3 separate regions of the Homo sapiens genome follow, and regions 2 and 3 are each linked to region 1. Evidence: chromatin contacts called from ENCODE Hi-C or POLR2A ChIA-PET data. All regions are on one chromosome and are shown on one strand. The core of a region is the stretch at or near the end of the contact, and the rest is flanking DNA. Distances in the headings are between cores, read along the strand shown. Region 1 holds the start of LINC00370 (long intergenic non-protein coding RNA 370). Region 2 has its middle 28 kb from the start of LINC00676. Region 3 overlaps MYO16 (myosin XVI).

Region 1 (4,091 bases), core at 1,163-3,662:
GGGAATTGTGGACCAAGTTAGCTAAGCACTTTTACAGAGATTCATCATTAATCTAAAACCCAAAGAGTTAATAAAAGTAAGCCAAGAAGATAAATTAACAGCATTCTCTGTATGCACAAGAATACCATGTATTAGAAGAAGCAGAAAGAATCCTGACTGACGGATGTTGGGAAGTGGGGTGGAAGAGGGGTGAATATGAGAATGATGAGGTCGGGGACTCAGGGGGCCCAAGGAAGATACGTTTTTTAATGAGAGAGACTTGGAGATACTTAAATGAAGATAGAAAGAATCCAGGAGTAAGGAAAATGTTGACTACACAAGACAGAGAACAGACACTCATACTCTATGATGACTGAGCAGGTGAGAAGACCTGAGATGGAAGCACACAGGAAAGCGGTGGCTTTCAATTCAGTAGAATATTTCTTCCAGGCAACAAGAGCAAAGGAAGAGAGCACATGAAGTGCTGGGAACAGTCCACATAGACTAACAATAAATTATGAATATTTCTGAGGGTGCACCAGCGCTGGATGGCATCAATGTCACCCACACGGTTCTGCACAGATGGGAGGTTATGCATCATTTTAAGCTTTAGGTGATAAAGGCCTGGACCCAGTGACGATGGCGCAGACAGAGAAGAAGAATGGATGGTTTTTTAAAAAATTAGCTTTATGCCCTAGTTTCTTCAGTTTCATTCCCTCCTAAAAATCAACCAAAATACAACATTCATTGCTTTGTCTTTTCACTACGACTTCTGAGCATCAGCCTTGCCCTATTTTTGTAGGTCCTGAGTCCTTCCAGTTTCAGCTCAGATGCTATATGCCTTCTCTGTTTCTTCTCTGCTACCCTTGGAAGTAAACATGCCCTCCTGTGAGGTCCCTCACATTAGTAAGAATGTTTTATGTTACTTCTTTTGTGTCCTCTTATTTCCTATCTCAGTTGATAATGATTCATGTTCCAGTTATCTCCTTCATGACTTTACAAAACCGTGATCTCTGGGGCCATCTTTCTTCCTCCATCTTTGCACCTGCCCCATCATAGCTGGATGTGGTACTGCTAGGTTAGCACTTGTTCAACCAACTGGACATGGGCACAAGAAGGAGAGAGATTATCAGTGATGATTATTAGGTTTTGATGCCTCCTTTGGAAGCATCTTCTTTGATTCTTCCTTTGGAAGACTAGAAGGCAGATGATTGTCACTGGCAACAGCAGAAGAATTTGGAATAATGGTTTATGGAGGGAAGGTATACATTTATTTTTGGCTTATGGTTGCATTTGGGAAGACTTTGACACTAAGATGGGAACTGGATTTCTGATACTACATTGGAAGACTGCAGGCAAGGGGACCTGTGCCTCTGCAGACAGAGCATCTGGTACAGTCACACAGCTCACCTGCACACCCAGGAGAGGCCAGGCTAATCCCTCAACCTCTCCCAGTCTGATCTCCCTCACTCTTCCAATGGAGGTGATGAGGATGTTAAGAAAAAAAAAACAAAAGCCCACCTTATCTCAGAAGTAGTAATAAAGAGGAAAGAAGGTGAGTTCGTAAAAACACCTTTAAAAGCTTTATAAGACTTAATATGTCAATAGTTATTACTATGAAATGTCCAAAAAATGATTTCCCTTGAGGAACAGAGTGAGCTTTGAAGCCAGATGCCATGGTAGTCCCTACCTCCAGAAGTAAGTATGTTAGTAAGTGTGAATTCCTCAAGACAGTATCTGGAAGTGGATGAGCACTCAATAAATAAGAATAAAACACTTCCTACTATGCTCATTGTTATTTATATATGGATCTGCAAATTGGATGAGAGTATAGTAGGAGCATCATTGTATAAAGTCTTGCTGATTAAAAGAGACAAGAAACAAGATCTAATTGGGGAAATTTCCTCAATTGGGTTATGTGAGAAGAAGCAGCTCTCACGCACATGGTGTGTTTTCTTAGAGCCAGCTCTAATTAGAGCTCAAAATCACCCACTTTCCTCATATGGCTCGGGGAAATATGGCCCTGTTTTCTCCCTCTGGAGGCTAAGGGAGATGTTTTTCTCAATCTACAGAAGAGACAAATAAACACAACCTGGGTGTGGCAGAAGCACCCCCTGCTTGGGCTTACCTTCCTCAGTCCCCATCCAGGACAGAACTCAGAGGACAGGGCCTTGCTTTCTGATTTCTCATTCTGTTCTCCAGAGTTGCTTCCTTTTACACTAGGCAGGTTTCTAGGGAACTGGGCAGCAGGTGTAGGTGGATGACTAGAGGGAAGCTGTGGGAAACAGGCAGGCGAAGCCAGCAGTGGGACCGGCCGCGCTTCTCTGACTCTCGACCCAGGGTGGGTGGCATATCACCCATAGGAAGGACCTCCGAGGCCCAGCGAGGTTTCCCCAGATGCTGTCAGCATGGAACCTCTTGTCATGAAGCAGTAAATGAAGACCCGCTGGGAGCTTGCTGTCCCCGTGAGCTCTCACCTTCAAACAGGGAAGCTGGCTGACAATTGTTCTGCTAAATTTAGCCGTAGACTGGGAGTCCAGGCAAGTGCCTATGTGGCCAAATGAGTAAGCGTTGGCCATACGACTTGTTTTGTCTACAGTGATCTAGAGACACTTCGAATTCTGCTTGGCTTCAGCAAGCTAAGCCCTTTCAAATTCACTATTTCTCTCACAGCCATTCTGTTGTGAGCAGGAGATAAAACAAATAGTAACCTTCACTTCCTTTCATCCAAGGATCAATGTTTTAAAAAAGGAAAAAAAGCAAAGCAAAACAAAGCATCTCTAGGCAACCGGTTCAAAAAAGAAAAAAGGTTCCCGTTAGCAAGGCATATGCCCAGAGCACTTGTGCTGTTGCAGTATATGTGTTTGCTGTTTTGCTTTATGATTTAACACGTCCTTCTGTGATGAGATTCCCGTGAATATGTTGTTAATTGCTTCAAATTCACCAGATTAGGGAAGCCAGCTGTCTTCCCTAATGTGTTAGTTATTTTTATGTGTCAACTTGGCTAGGCCACAGTACCCAGATAGTTGGTCAAATGATGTTTCTGTGAAGGTATTTTTAAAATTTAAGTTCCATTAAATTACATTTTAATTTTAAAATTTAAATCAGCAGACTTTGAGTAAAGCAGAATACCCTGTATGGTGTGGGTGGGCCTCATCCAATCAGTAGAAGGCCTGAATAGAAAAAGCCTGAATGCCATGAGAAGCGGGAATTCTGCCAGCTGACTGCCTTTGACTGTGAGCTGCAACGTCAACAATTCCCTGGTCTTCAGCCTGCCGGTACACTCTGAAAATTTTGGACTTAACAGTCCCCATAATTGCATGAGCCAATCCTTCAAATAAATCTCTCTCTCTCTCTCCCCCCACTCTTGTTTTTTGTTTTTCTCTCTCTCTCTCTGTCTTTCTCTCTCGCTACACACACACACGTGCATGCACACACAGTGTATTCACCCTGTTTATTCTGTTTCTCTAAAGAACCCTAATACACCTGCCACCTTATAATCTGCCATTTCTTGCTTTTCTTTTTAGAGACTCCAGGTAGACATCTTGGATAGAGTGGTCATACCAGATTTAGCAAATACAAATACAGGATGCCGAGTTAAGTTTGAATTTCAGATATACAAGAAATACTTTAGTATAAGTAAATCACATGCAGTATTTGGGATATACTTATACTGAAAAAAATATTCATTGTTTATCTGAAATTCAAACTGAACTGAGCATCCTGTATTTTATTTGGCAATCCTAATGCCAGTATCACTATGGAAGGAGAGGTTAGTTTTGTTCTTCTCTGTGATTCAGACAATACCTAAACTCAGCTCTTTTCTCCAATCTTTGGTCTTCTTCTTCTTTAGGTTCCAGCCCTGGCTAGCATGAAGCCATGACCCTTACTGTTGTTATACCTTCAACACCCTGTCCCATGTTCTCTCATCACCTCAGAAGAAAGATACTCTGAAACTGTTCATTATCTATTCTATAGATTCTGTCCTTTGCAAGATTAGGACCACTTACCTTCTGACGTGATTGTGGATACATTGTCACCATAGCCCTAAATTTGGGGAATCCCTTTCTGATTTCAATAGCCCTCAGTTGTTATCATCTTGCCTTTGTTTC
Region 2 (4,091 bases), core at 1,147-3,646, 420 kb before region 1:
AATAATTTAAAAAGCCCCAACAAAAGCATGAGTAAGAAAACGAAGATATAGTAGAAATTAATGACTTAGAACCTGAAAAACTATAACAAATATAGTAATTCAAACCTTTATTCTTTGATATTAAATACTACTGATGACAAATCTTTGGAAGGCTAAGAGAAAAGCAGAGAACATACAAATATTCAGCATTAGAATTCAGGACACTGGGGAGAGGCATAGTGGTGAGAGCAGTCCCTTAGCCGAGGCACACTGGGTTGACTTCACCGGTACTCAGCTGTGTGATCCAGGAACGCTGTCCAGCCTTCTTGTCTCATGCCTTGGATTCCCACGGCTCATAGTGCTGTTAAAAAAATTACATTGAGTTACCATTTGTGATATGGTTTGGCTGTGTCCCCACCCAAATCTCATCTTGAATTCCCACATGTTGTGGGAGGGACCCAGTGGGAGGTAATTGAATCATGGGGGCAGGTCTTTCCCATGCTGTTCTCGTGATAGTGAGTAAGTCTCACAAGATCTGATGGTTTTATAAAGAGGAGTTCTCCTGCACCAGATCGATCTCTCTGCCTGCTGCCATCCGAGGTGTGACTTGCTCCTCTTTATCTTCCGCCATGATTGTGAGGCCTCCCCAGCCGTGTGGAACTGTAAGTCCATTAAATCTCTTTCTTCCGTAAATTGCCCAGTCTCCAGTATGTCTTTATCAGCAGTGTGAAAACTGACTAATACAATTTGTCGAGTACTTTTATAACAGGGTTTCAAAAAGAAAATATGTATGTGTTTCTTATGTAAAACAAGCAATATGGAAAGGAGGTTGCAGTCCACAGCCATGAGATAATCCATTTTGATATCTAGCTGAAATGAATGAATTTCTAGGAAAATATATTACCAAATATGACTTAAGAAGAGACAGAAAACTTAATTTGTCAGTGCTACAGGAGATACTGAAGAAAGTTTGAATAGAGCTATACTTCTGATGGTAGAAAGGCATATATTTTGCATTCACGCATTCATTTAACAAATATTGATTAATTACCTACTATGTGCCTGATGCTGCTTTTATTCCACTAAAAGTACGATAATTTTTTTAATTTCAAAAGAAATTTATACTCTGTTAAAAAATGAGAGTATCAAGTGGTGAAGATTAAAAGCAAACATCTTCACCTCCTCTACTCCCCAATCTCAGCTGTCTGCTACGTATTCTAGATATTTTTAAATTCCTCTCTCTCTACCTACCTACCTACCTATTATCTATCTATCTGCCTATTTGTCTAGTTGTGCCTGTGTATGTGTATTTAAGCTCAGTAGGATCCTATTATCCATTTGTTTTGCAACTTGTTTTTCATGTGATGGATGTCCCTCCACGTCAGCACATGGTATTATAATTATGCATATTTTATTCTCTTTGAAACAAGGTGAATAAATAAACCTGTAGCAAGGGAAACGCTATCTGTCACCAAAACTCCCACTACTCGAAGCGTGACCTAAGGCCAAGATCTGCGGGACCTTTTTCACAACCTTTGTGCGTCTTCTTAGCTTCTGATGGCAGCCACTGGTTCCTACACAGCATGTTGTCCCCTTCTGTGTTGTGGGAGCTTTTAGAGTTTTTCTTTTATTTTGGGGTCTATAAGTTTTATCAGGGGACCTGTGGGTGGACACACAGCCCTCAGTGGATCACTGTATAAGGAACTTCAGCTCCAGAAAAGAGGCTTCAATCATTTCTCCTAGTATTTCTTTCTAATATTTTTGTTCTCTATTTGTAAAAGTCTCTATTAGTTTGACCCTCCTGAATATATCTTGCAAGACTTTTAGGTTTTTATTCATTCGTCTGTTTATTTTTCCTTTTAGATCTGGGAGGTTTCTTTGGCTCGACCCTCTAGCTGCCTGGTCTCCATGGTGGAACAGCCCCTCTTCTGGACAGCCAGCTTGGCAGTTCCATTTAATTTTCATTTTGTCAGTTAAATTTTATTTACCATACCTCTTCCTTTTTCGTAAGTGCTGTTATCTTCTTATTCCCTGTTCCTTACCCTCCCTACCTCCTCCTCCTCCTAATTGTAGCTAATTCTAATTTTATGGGTGCAATTTCCTCTCTAATCTCTCAGTATCAAGTTGGATTTTTATTATTATTATTACTTCTATTTCCTCTCAGGTGAGCTGTTTTATTTGTTCACATTATCCTCCACCCTGGTATTTGCCTCCTGTATTGGGTGGCACTTGATTTGGTTCTTTTTTATGAATGAAGATGGGGTTGATTGCTTGTGGGTTTCCTTTGCAGCCAGGCACATCTGTTTCCTGCTCAGCCTCCTCCCTGCCTGGCTAACTACAGGCCTGTGTCTGTGGATGAGGCTCCAACAGCAGGAAGAACTATCCAGCAGCCTGGGGACCTCCTCCTGCCCACGCCCCTCCTGGGCCAGCTGCCAAGCCAGGAGGGTTTTTCTTTCCTGAGAGCCGATAACTACAGCACAGAGACTTCCTCGCTTTCTTGGTTCAAGTCTCTATCATTGTTTCAGTAATTTTTTTACAGTGGCCCTAGGCCAGAGCAACTTCTTAACAGTTCTGTGTATAAGTAGTTAGAGCCAAACGACATAATTATGCATGCCCTAACAACTTAGTAACTGTTTGAAAAACCAATACATATACCTTTAAAGAAAAAACAAACAAAAACAAAACAAAACAAAAAACAACCCATCTTTTCTTTTGCTCTGAAATTCCCATCACTTAGCAGCGCTGCACGCGCCTGCTGGGGACAGCACAGCCTCACCTACCTTGGCATGAGATTGGAGAGCCCTGCTGCGTTTTCTGTTCCCTGCTGGTTTTCATACGGGGCCTGCTTTTTATCAGAGCACCTGCTGAACATCCAGCCAGGGCCTCGTGGAAAGTAAAGTAGCGCTCTTGAGCCTTGGATCGGTGGCTTTGCTAGAGCAGACGTTTCATGGAGGGGCTGATGGATGTCCAAGAGGTTGTGTTTCTCTCAAAAATGAAGAAACTCCACAGCGCCCCTGTGGGTTTGCCGGGGCGAAGATCTGCTGTGCTTCTTTTAGGCCCTGTAAGTTCACCGACAAATTAATTTTCTTTAAAAACTAGTCTTTGGGCTTTGTCTTTGGGAGAAACAATTTCTCCGACCGTCATTTTTCGACTCTATTTTGGGGGATTGGTGGTAGGAGCTGTAGTGAGCCGTTCCAGCTCTCGCCCTAATGTTTGACTCATGGCAAGGTCTTTGCCTCCTTGACTTTGCTCTCAGAGCTTTTTCTAGGCTTGCTTGGGAAGAAGCTTTCAACATTTCTATTCCATGGCTATTTTCATTTTTCTCTTTTCCAGTAATGTTATGTTTTCATTTATATGTATTATTTTTCTCAAAAGTAACTTGAGGAATAGAAAAATTGGAGCCAAGCCAGCTCCTCCATCAGCCATTTGAATTTGCTTGAGCTTCTATATTGGGCTGGACATCAGTTTTAATTCTTAAAATTTTATTTGAATTAGAATGGTGAACTTTGAATCATACTGACTCTTTGTGGATTCCACATTTTATGTTGTCAGTTATTATCCAGCTCTACTTGAATTCTAAATCACAAAACAAAACTATTCAAACCATCATGGTTTCTGCACTTTTAATGTAAGTATTTGAGGTTCAAAGTTAGCTAATCATACAATATATTCCAGAGTTAGTGAGAATGGACACTGAAAAATTACTCTTTTCTGGGATAAGGATGACTAAGAACCACAGGGAACAGAGTTCCTCTAAAATGAGTTGTTTTCAAACGGAAATAAAAAAACCACAAAACATTGCAGAATTGCTCATTTTATCAGATGGCTGAAACTTACATTTGTAAAAATGCAGTTTGATTGATTATGATGGCTAAGCCAGGGTTTGTTGACCTTGAAGAATAAAAGCTTGGCACATACTTATTGGAAAGTGTGAGCGACATGAAAAAGATATAACGAGAAATCTTTTAAATTTTTGCAATAGGACTCAAGAAATAAAAGATGTCATATCAACACAAGGTAAGGCTTTGCCTAGCAGCCACTTGGTGTGGAATATTTACAAATTGTTGACAGTTGTATACTTTAATACGTATGTGCCTTTCCAAAATATGAAG
Region 3 (4,091 bases), core at 1,027-3,526, 320 kb after region 1:
AAATCAATTAGTCTTCATGAAAGGTTCCGGTACCTACAAGATAGGCACCTCTGGATAGACAGCCGAAGACTCTGTGCTGTCCTCAAGAACCTCACAATTTACAGAGCTGTGAAAATAGCTATAATGTGCATTACAGTGTGGTGGACCCTATGACAAAAGTAAAAATAAACTCCTTCCTGAGCAGAAAGGAGGCTGTGCTTCTGCGTCTCTGTGTAGTGAGCAGCCATCCCTGCCGCCCGGCTAGACGGGAGAGCTGGAGGCACTGTTACGAACAGATCTGTCAGGACCACAATCACCAGTGTTGATTCAAGGACTTCACTGGCCCAGAAATACCTTCCTTTGAATCTTACTGGACATAATCTATCCCTCTAAAGTGGACTCAACTCACCATTCAAGTCACTCCCAGGGTCAGGATGAAGAAATTAATTTCATGTTTTTTGCTAGGGTGTGCATACTTCTTTTACCAAGAAGGCTATGAGTCTCCCTGGGTTACCTTAGTCAGAAAGTGTACTTTGCTTGCCCTGCCTTTGAGGATCAGTCATGAATTTTCAAAGCCCTGTTTCCAGGCAACTGATATTTTGGCAGAATGGTTTCTATCCATATCTCTAGCTTCACTTCCTATGAGGAAGCAGACATTTCAGGCATGGAAGGAGGGAAAAAAATCAAAACAAAAAAGTACCACAGCAGCAAGTGCAAAGACAGAACAGTGCCAGTGGGTAGGACTCAGTAAAGGAGAAAAACTAAAGGAGAAAAACAGAGGCCGGGTAATCAGAGCCAAAAAGAATGAGATGCCATGTGATTGCAGGCTCCTCGAGTTCCAGTCTCTCAAAACAGCAAGGGTGGGTGCAGCAAGGTGCCCCTGCATTCACTCATTTAGGGTGGGCCTCACTTCCTTCCCCTTCCTCCTGTGGACCTCTCCACCCTCCCCACCTACTCACTGCCCCGTCAGCCATAACGGTGTGGGCAGGGAAATAAACACAGACCCAAATCCATCCATGTATTGGCTTCAGAAAAATAAATAGAAGAGATTTAAATCTGTGACCTAATCTGGGCTTGTGAACTACTGGCATGTCCAAGTTATCCCTGTGATATTATATTAAATATTCTTGAGGAATTGGCCGTAAATTGACCATAATCCAAAACACCACCATGTTGAATGGAGGCAGAGATAATGCCTCTGGGAAATAGAGATTGAAGGGAATTCTGAGAGGTTTCTCTCAAGTCTTAGACCATTTCTTATGTCTTATTCACTGGCTGGGTGCTGTTTGATTCAGTAACCACTAACCACACATGGCTATGTCAATTTACATTAATTAAAATAAAGAAATATTAAACATTTATTTCTTCAGCCCACTAGCCACACTTCAAGCATCCAGGAGCCACACGTGGCTGGAAACTACCCTGTGGTACAGCACCATGCAGGTCACTAACTTTTCCATCATCATAGATGTTTCTACGGCACGGCCATGATCTAAAAGTTTTAAAGTGTAATTTTTCAGCTTCATAATGCTTGCAGGTACTTGGCCATTCTGTGCAATTAAATATGACAATATTAAAACATTTATATTGTTCAAGAAGATGTTTTAACAAGGTGATTATGTTAATTTTCAAGTGATTCTTTACATGAACAGTTACTTCAGGTTTACCAGTTTTTTCATGAGTTGATCAAGTATAAAGTTATTTGATCTGTTTTGGATACATATATAAAATATATATGTTGAATATTATATATATTTAAATATATTAAATTATATTTTATAAATATAATTTATAAAGTTTATGATTAAAATATATTTTAAATATTTTAAAATGATATATTATAAATATATATTTAAAAATATATATAATGTATATATTATATTCATTTTGGGAAAGGGCTCCTTGTCCACCCTCTTGGAAACTGCACCCTCTCCTCTTGCCACTCTCTGCTGACTGCTCTGTTTTCTTCCTAGTTCCTTTCTTCCTCAACATGTGGATGAAGTCCTGCCCCCTGCCTCCACTAGCATGTCAGCTCTAGGAGGCAGGGATTGGGGCTTGTTGTCTGCCGAATCATCAGTGTCCTCGGCAACATCTGGAATGTCATAGGGGCTCAGTAAATGCTTTTGAATGAATAACTTTTATAAATTAGTAGAAGGTTGATTTTCTCAGTGAAATATTTATGACATGACTCACCAAGCTGCTGAAGCCAACTACATTCAGGGCTCGTTTCAAAACAGCCAATTTCTCCCTGTTCAGAGAACGCTCCCCTGTGGATGCATCATCCTGTATGGTCTGGTTCAAATACCTGTTAGGAGACAAGGCACGTAACGTTATCGCCTGGCTTCCGGTCAGACTTCTGTGGTTAAAAGTCACTTCTGCCGTATTTGATCTCTAAAATGATGGGAATCACCTGGACATGGTGTCCCCACGTGTTTTCAAAGCATTTGGTGCATCACAGCACATGATATCTCAGGAAAGGAAAACATTAGTTCTTGTTGTACCAGGACATATTTACATTGCTTTACTCGGTTTTCATCTTAGCTGCACCTTTCCTTGTGACAGGAGAAGGTCACAAGTGATTCATGTTTTTGTTTTTTTTTTTTTTTTTTGAGATGGAGTTTCACTCTTGTCATCCAGGCTGGAGCACAGTGCACAGTCTTGGCTCACTGCAACCTCCACCTCCCAGGTTCAAGCGTTTCTCCTGCCTCAACCTCTTGACTAGCTGGGATTACAGGTGCGTGCCACCACGCCCGGCTAATTTTTGTATTTTTAGTAGAGACGGGGTTTCACCATGTTGTTCAGGCTGGTCTCAAACTCCTGACCTTGTGATCCACCCACCTCGGCCTCCCAAAGTGCTGGGATTACAGGCGTGAGCCACCGCACCTGGCCGTGACTCATGAATTTCATACAAAAATTCAACAGGTTCTATCATATGGTTTGTAATTAATATTTGAACTAAAGATGCCTAGTTTATAGTAAGTTATTATTTTTCCTTGTTGGTACTTTTCAATAATGAGATGGTTGATTATGCCATTGATTTACTCCTTTCCCTCAACAAACATGTACGAATCACCTATCTAATACAGGCAATACCAAGCAGCTGAGAATGTGAAGGAAAAGGACTCAACAACAGCAAAATAAACTATCCAGGGGCACAGATAAGGGAGGTAAAATCAGAGAGATAGAGTCTAGGTATAAGTGTGCAGGAAGGGGCTGCAACCAGAAGTAGGCAATGAGGAAACACAGTGGCGAAAGGCAGGCTGTGATTCCAAGAATTTGCCAAGCAACTCCCAGGCTTTCAGGTTATCCCTGGAATAATTAGAATATGTACAAAGCAGAAAGAATTGGTCAAGCATGATGCATACGGGGAAAATATATCCATGTGTGCAAAATTGGAGCCTACGGTGAGATGAGCAAAGATTGATGAGATTGGAGAAGTAGCCAGGGCTTTGTATAGCTTGGAAAAAAAAAGAGTTTGTCATGTCTTGGAAGTGACAGGCAGCTCTGAGGGCCTTGCAACAAAGAAGTGGCATGATCATGTTGGCGCCTTGGAAAGAATATCCTGGTAGCCCAGGGCAAGATTACCTGCAAAGAGGTAAGGCAAGTAAGGGGAGTGTGTGGCCCAGTGAGAGGCCAGCAGTGGTGAAGAAGAGGACGGATGGGGAGAGGGGAAGGGAGGAGAGAGAGCTGGCAGTACAAGGGGGTGAACTGGGCACGGGGAGGTGGAAAGCAGGGAGCTCATGATGAGTAGCAAGTCTCTGTCTGGGAAAACAGGGTGGATTGCGGGCCCATTCAACTGGAAAACATTCTCAAGAGGAGGAATAGGTTTCTGGAGAGATAAAGTCTTATATTTGATATTAGACATATTGACTTTAAATTACTTGTTAAAGTTTAAATGTAGTCCCAAGAAATAATAGCTATAAAGATCTGGAATTCAGAAAAACACTAGAGAATAGGATCTGGAAGTCATCAATACGCAGAAGGCTAAAACCATGGGAGTGGGTGAGCTCACTCAAAATGAGACGCTGGAATTAGGGCTGAGGAAAGAATGGCGTGTCCAGGACAGAGTAAGAATGTTACAAAAAATCTGAGTCATTAAAACAAAAGGAGAA

Evidence for each region. Hi-C counts contacts between places; a loop is a spot of excess contacts on that map. ChIA-PET counts read pairs that join two places held with the same protein, here RNA polymerase II (POLR2A). Pooled maps may share reads with other maps.
Region 2: a pooled map shows a loop between it and region 1 (2.5-fold over the local background). The contact joins the enhancer-like site here to the promoter of LINC00370 in region 1. A Hi-C loop is called at or near these places in 1 of 168 maps with a recorded cell type or tissue (PC-9) and 2 of 50 pooled maps. POLR2A ChIA-PET finds 5 or more read pairs at or near these places in 2 of 52 experiments (MCF 10A and PC-9).
Region 3: a loop to region 1 is called in a map of PC-3, with 3 times the contacts of the local background. The contact joins the enhancer-like site here to the promoter of LINC00370 in region 1. A Hi-C loop is called at or near these places in 6 of 168 maps with a recorded cell type or tissue (HCT116, MCF 10A, PC-3 and 3 more) and 3 of 50 pooled maps. POLR2A ChIA-PET finds 5 or more read pairs at or near these places in 2 of 52 experiments (MCF 10A and PC-9).

Annotation. Positions count from the first base shown.
Region 1 is chr13:109,280,294-109,284,384 of GRCh38, reverse strand. It overlaps LINC00370 (long intergenic non-protein coding RNA 370), which reads right to left and starts at 2,412. Exons shown (of 3, transcript NR_170230.1): 1 at 2,108-2,412.
Region 2 is chr13:109,698,591-109,702,681 of GRCh38, reverse strand. No RefSeq gene overlaps it. Among named protein-coding and RNA genes, the nearest start is that of LINC00676, 28 kb to the left of the region's middle. RefSeq lists a silencer at 2,266-2,560 and an enhancer at 2,266-2,560. Within about 2 kb of position 2,396, at least 5 of the 41 ENCODE cell types and tissues checked have a DNase peak (open chromatin) inside an H3K27ac peak, as active enhancers do.
Region 3 is chr13:108,955,881-108,959,971 of GRCh38, reverse strand. It overlaps MYO16 (myosin XVI), which reads right to left. Exons shown (of 35, transcript NM_001198950.3): 17 at 2,173-2,284. Among named protein-coding and RNA genes, the nearest start is that of MYO16-AS2, 140 kb to the left of the region's middle. Within about 2 kb of position 2,276, at least 7 of the 41 ENCODE cell types and tissues checked have a DNase peak (open chromatin) inside an H3K27ac peak, as active enhancers do; they include PC-3, PC-9 and mammary epithelial cell, where a contact is called at or near this core.